2 separate regions of the Homo sapiens genome follow, and region 2 is linked to region 1. Evidence: chromatin contacts called from ENCODE Hi-C or POLR2A ChIA-PET data. All regions are on one chromosome and are shown on one strand. Each heading gives the region's core, a stretch centred on a gene start or an enhancer-like site at or near the end of the contact. The rest is flanking DNA. Distances are from core to core; before and after follow the strand shown. Region 1 has its middle 150 kb from the start of CDC7. Region 2 overlaps TGFBR3 (transforming growth factor beta receptor 3).

Region 1 (2,964 bases), core at 152-2,651:
ATTTGGCATCCATGCTCTCAACCATGACAAGAGAAAAGCTGCCTCCCCTCTCATTTCCTGATCTCACCGATTCACCACCTACCCCAAGTTGCTAGAAAAACAATTCATCTTTTTTGATAGAAGAATATTCCTGTCAAGGCAGGATTCCCAGCTGTATTTGGTCTCATAGCTCAGGTAGAACAAAAGTGAGGTGAGGAAGAGAGCTGGGAGGGAGAAAGGCCCAGTGTCTGGGATGGTCCTTATATCCCCTTCCCTTGACAAACACATTCCCAGAAAGAATCAGTATAGAGGAAAAAGGGAGAGAACAGAAAAACTGCAGATAGGTCCAACTGACTGTCCCTCCCTGGAGAGTGGTCCCCTCCAGGCCTGGTGGCAGGCACTCTGTGGCCTGCATTCCAAAGATGGGCTTTGGTTTTTGGACCCAGGAAGAAGGGGCCAATATGCATCAGGGATCAAGTCAGAGTCAGTGACTCAGCCCACACAAGGCCCAGAGGTTCAGTAACACATCACAAGATGCTGAGACATGTCTCAAACACTTGCCAGCTGAGTCCATCTGGAACATGAGTTCTGAGCAGAAAAGAGCAGGGAGATGAGGGGAGGAGCCCTGGATGTGCTAGTCAGTGAGAACTGACTCAGAGGTGACTTCCAAGGCCAACCTGGGGTGATCTGGCTGAGTCTCGGACCAGTCTCAAGTGCTGTGGAAGGTCATGAGAGTGGCAAGGCTGAACCTCAAGACCAGTTTCCCAAGCAGGGAGGAGAGGGTGACTCCAACACTGCCTAGCCTCTCCCATGCCGTCCCTTTCTGGTCTCACTCAGGCCAGGGAGGACTGTTTTCCCAGGATGGCCCACCCTGAAATGTAGGAGGCAAAAGAAAGGAGCGCTATCAAAAATCCCTGGGGCAGTCTTGTTGCCACTTCTCTGAATCCTTTCAAAGGAAAAGAGCTCATAAGCAAGGCCATGAAATTGTTCCCACTTGTATAAGCAGAATTCTCACACTTGTGACTATTGAGCTTGTGATGTGAAATTACTTGTTCCATGTCTGTCTTTCCCACCGGGCAGTAACTGTTACCAGGGAAGGGACCAGGCTGGTCTTGTTCACTTGTGCCTAGGAGAGTGCCTGGTACACAGCTGGTGCTCAACACATATGTGTTGGGTGATAAACTGTGCATGGACGCTGGTCTTCTTCTAGCCCTTAGTTAGGAATTAGTATGAACAAGACCTCTTCCCACCCTTCTTTACCGGACCAGCCTGCAGATGCTCTTGCTCCCCTCTCCCCCGTCCACCAGGGCCTCATTTTGCATTTGCAGAGCCGGCAATTAAAACTCCCCCAGAAACTTTCTAAGAGCCAGAGGCCAGGTCACGTGGCTTGGGCCACCGCATGGAGCCTGGGCCTCCTCTGGCCCCAGTTGCAGCTCAGGTGTCAGAGGCTGGGCTGGGGGTGGGGGCTGGACTGGGAGGGCAAGATTTCTAGGAATCACTGGGGGCCTGAATTACTCAGATGAAGAATTTGAGAAGTTGATTCAGCTTTTGGGAGGAAATGTCAGTAACTAGGGGAAAAACAACTGGGATGAAGGGCGAGCTCCCTGGCTATGGGAAAGTGTGCTGGCTCCAAGTCAAACTGGCTCTCATCCAGATTTTTATTTCTGGTGTTTGGTGGTTACATAAAAAAAGCTTATAAACTTAACTCCAGTTAGAAAAAAATACAACTATTTCTAATATTGATCCTGGATAATCCCTTCAAACCTGTCAGGGAGACCACCCGGTGTGAAGGGAGGTGGGGGCCCAGTAGGTGACAACTTAGGGAGGGCTGGGGCCAAGGAGGCTCTGGGGCTGCTTGATTTGGAACAGCACCTTCTCCATGCAGGATGCCTGTTTTACTGGTCACCTGGCTGCTTCCTATAGGATTTTAAGGACCAAGGGACAAAAAGTTAATGTACAGGCGTGCAGCCTCCAGCAGTGATTCCTAGCCTTTCTAGAGTGCTCCCATGCTCACATTTGTATCTGATATTTGGTGACTCTTCCTCTCTGGGCAGAAATAATAGGTTAGTGTATATTTTTCAAGTGGAAATGAATTAAAATAATTTTATCAGATTGATAAAAGCATGACAAATACCAAATAGAGGAATTAACGAAGTATATGAATGGACAGTTCACTATAGGAAAACAAATGCCAAATGAATGTGTGCAAAGATGTTCATCCCCAACAGTCGCCAAAGAAATGCAATCAAAACAAGGTACTATTTTGTGACTTTCAGATTAAAAGGACTAGAAAGAAATAATATCGTTTTTCAGTTTTAACTCTTGGAAGACCAGCAAGTCAACTGGAAGACCACTAGGCCTGAGGCCTCAGTCCGATGACTGGTCACCATATTCTCATATAAAAAGCATAGAGAGACAGAGTTCTTCCCAAATGCCTACAATAACCAGTTAGAAAATACAATGGGAAAAAAATTCCTTTCACAATAGCAACAACAACAACAAAATTTTAAATGCCCAGGAATTAATAAATTAATATAACAAGAAATGAGGAAGCTAGATAAAGAAAGCATTCTGCCTTACTGAGAGACAAGGACATCAAAAGAGGGGCACATCTAAAAATATCCGGATGAGTTAAAGATTTCATTGTAAAATATCAAATTGTAAAAGTCCTAGAGGAAAAGCTAGGTAATTATGTAATTATGAGATAGGGGAGACTTTCTGTGGATGATCCCAAAAGCAGAAACCATTAGCGAAAAGTTGGATAAATATGACCTATATAAAAATTTTTAAAGATATGTTGATGAACAGCATAAACCAAACTAAAAGGCAAATAACAAACTTATAAGTACTCAGAAATTTTCTCAATGTTAGCAGAAAACATGCTGCTGGCGTTGCATTTTGTTATAGAATGTTCATTAACATCTATTCTAAAGGAGTGTTTTTGGGGAAAGTGTCAGTAAGATGTGGTTTCAGTTCTTAATTCAC
Region 2 (2,702 bases), core at 1-2,500, 48 kb after region 1:
TATTATTCTGCTTTCAAAATATTCTTTTTTTTTTTTTTTTTTTGAGGGTCTCACTTTGTTGCTCAGGCTGGAGGGCAGTGGCGCCCTCAGCTCACTGCAGCCTCCGCCTCCCAGGCAATCCTTCCATTTTAGCCTCCCGAGTAGCTGGAACTACAAGCATGTGCCACCACACCAGCTAATTTTTATATTTCTTGTAAAGACAGGATTTCACCACATTGCCCTGGCTGGTCTCTAACTCATGGGCTCAAGCAATCCATCCATCTGCCTCGACCTCCCAAAGGCCGAGGGACTATAGGCGCGAGCCACTGCGCCCAGCCTTCAAAATATTCTTTTAATTTAATATACACATTTTCTAAAAGTATCTTTGTTCTCCTAGCCTTAGTGCTATTATCCTATAGTTTAACTCCCCTTCATTGCTCATCAGGATTATCACAGAGGCCCCCTTATCTCCACCACTACCCTCCCCCCAATTATTTCCTCCTCCACATTTGCCCCCAGAGTGAATATTCTAGAGCCCAGAGCTGATCATGTTATAACCCTGACTAAACCCCTTGATGACTCTCCTTCCTTTATAGGGAAAAAAATCCACACTCTTTAACATGGCACACAAAGTTCTCCCTCCCTTCTCTATCCTCTCTCTCCAGCCTCCTTTCCTGATGGAGTCCTTCACCCATGGTGGGCTCCCCATACTTAGTAATTTAAGCTTCCCAAATTCTCTATGCTGCTCTTTGTCATCATGCTTTGCAAGCCATCCCAAGACACCCTCCTCCCCAGACCTGCTTTGTTGGCATTTTCTCTGGGGGACCTTTGCTGAGTCTCCCACTGTTCCATCTCCATCCCAGCAGAGCTAGTCTCTCCCACCCTTGCTCATTCCATCCCTCCTCTGTTACACTTGGGCCACAATACCTCCTAGTTCTCTCTCTCTTTTTCTCTTTCTTTTGCTTTTTTTTTTTTTTTTTTTTTTTGCTGTGAGGGCAAGGTCTAGTTCTCAGTCATCTGTATATCCCCAAGGGCTCAGACTGGCATAGAATAGGTCTTCCAGAAATGTTTGGTGAAGGATGATTAAAATGTTAATGTACTTTTTGCAAATGGAGGCCACAGAGGAAACCAGCAATCAGACTATGAAGACGTTCATATGCAGTTTGCACCAGTGCCATGAAGAAGGCAGAAAAAAATTTTGTATCACTGTTTTGGAAATGAGCAGCCTGAGACTCTGATATCGTGTGACTAGAGCCCAAGGTCACAGCTGGAAAGCATCAGGGCAGAAGTTGAATCAGAATTCCAGAGTTCTGCCTAGCAGGCTAAATGACTGGTGAGCGTAGCTCTGTCCCTAGCTGGGGAAGCACTGATGAAGTAACTATTTGTGCACAGCTACTCATTATCCTCAGCAGTGAGGCTGAGACCAGCGGTTGAGATATTATGGTCCACCACCTATTTTTGTATGGCCCATGAGCTAAGAATGAATTTTATATTTTGAAATGATTTTTTAAAAATCAAAAAAGGATATTTCATGACGTGAAAATTATATGAAATTCAAATTGACTCCATAAATGAAGTTTTATATGGATGCAGCTATGCTTATTTACATACTGTCTATGGCTGCTTTCATGCTGTAACAGCAGCGTTGAGTTGTTGAGACAGGGATTGTATGAGCCACAAATAAAAAATAATCACTATCTGGTCCCTTACAGAAAAAGTGTGCTGAGTCCTGCTACAGACCTTGACCCTACTCTTTGGAGTTTAAAAGTGATACATGTTTAGCACCTCTCTTTTCATCTCCATTTTCATTCACCACAGAAGGAACACACACCTTATGTCTGAATTCACAGGGAAGCAAAAAGAACTTGGGAAAATGTGACCCAAACAAGCAGCATCTGAATTGATGTCTATAAAAATAAAGAAGCTAGACAGGATAAAAGAAAACAGAATTGTAAATTCTCAGGATTAACCATCTCCGATGGGTGGGTCAACATTCTGGCCACATGAGTTATCAATGTCTGGCTCTAGGGGAAGGAATGCTACTGGATGAATCAGAGCCACCACAATTGAATGGTGCCCCCTGGAGTTGTGCAACATAGTGGCCCTGGAATGAGGATATATGCAAAAGTATACTTAAATACAATTACTAAGAAAATAAAAATGATTGTATGTTTTTAAGAAAATCTAATTCAGTATGCAGAACACACACTAATTACGCTAACTACAGAATGCACTACCCTGGGAGCTGGGTCCCATCAGCCTCATTGGCACCAATAACAACAATGATGCCTTACATTTGTACATTTGTATGGTGTTTTGCAATAGACAAAAAGCCTTCGGCCTTCACTTATATTGTCTCATTTTAAACTCCCAAGAACTCTATGAAGGAAGAGTATCTACCCACAAACTTCTCCTTTCAAGACGTAGTATTTGATTCCCTGAACTAAGTTCAAAGGCATTTAAAGGTTGCTACAAGATGCATCATGTAAGAAATATACACACTTCTGGGAATAATTCCATCCAATCAACCACCCATGGTTAAACTTTCTCACTCAGAATCCCCAAGCGGTTGAAAAATTATGACTCTCTCCTAAGGAGACCTCCCATGTAAGAGTTTAAGTTTTATAGTAAGGCCTGTGTGATGGATGGCATTGTTTTAAAATTCTTAATGGATTTCTGTTATGATCTAATCCTTTACCCCCACCCCAAATAGGAGCCTTCTC

What was found. Hi-C counts contacts between places; a loop is a spot of excess contacts on that map. ChIA-PET counts read pairs that join two places held with the same protein, here RNA polymerase II (POLR2A). Pooled maps may share reads with other maps.
Region 2: a loop to region 1 is called in a map of cardiac septum, with 2.1 times the contacts of the local background. The contact joins two enhancer-like sites. A Hi-C loop is called at or near these places in 2 of 168 maps with a recorded cell type or tissue (cardiac septum and posterior cingulate gyrus) and 3 of 50 pooled maps. POLR2A ChIA-PET finds 5 or more read pairs at or near these places in 4 of 52 experiments (AG04449, K562, activated CD4-positive, alpha-beta T cell and 1 more).

What each region holds. Positions count from the first base shown.
Region 1 is chr1:91,650,395-91,653,358 of GRCh38, forward strand. No RefSeq gene overlaps it. Among named protein-coding and RNA genes, the nearest start is that of CDC7, 150 kb to the left of the region's middle. Within about 2 kb of position 1,402, at least 17 of the 41 ENCODE cell types and tissues checked have a DNase peak (open chromatin) inside an H3K27ac peak, as active enhancers do.
Region 2 is chr1:91,698,490-91,701,191 of GRCh38, forward strand. The region is part of intron 14 of TGFBR3 (transforming growth factor beta receptor 3); the gene reads right to left. Among named protein-coding and RNA genes, the nearest start is that of TGFBR3, 190 kb to the right of the region's middle. Within about 2 kb of position 1,251, at least 5 of the 41 ENCODE cell types and tissues checked have a DNase peak (open chromatin) inside an H3K27ac peak, as active enhancers do.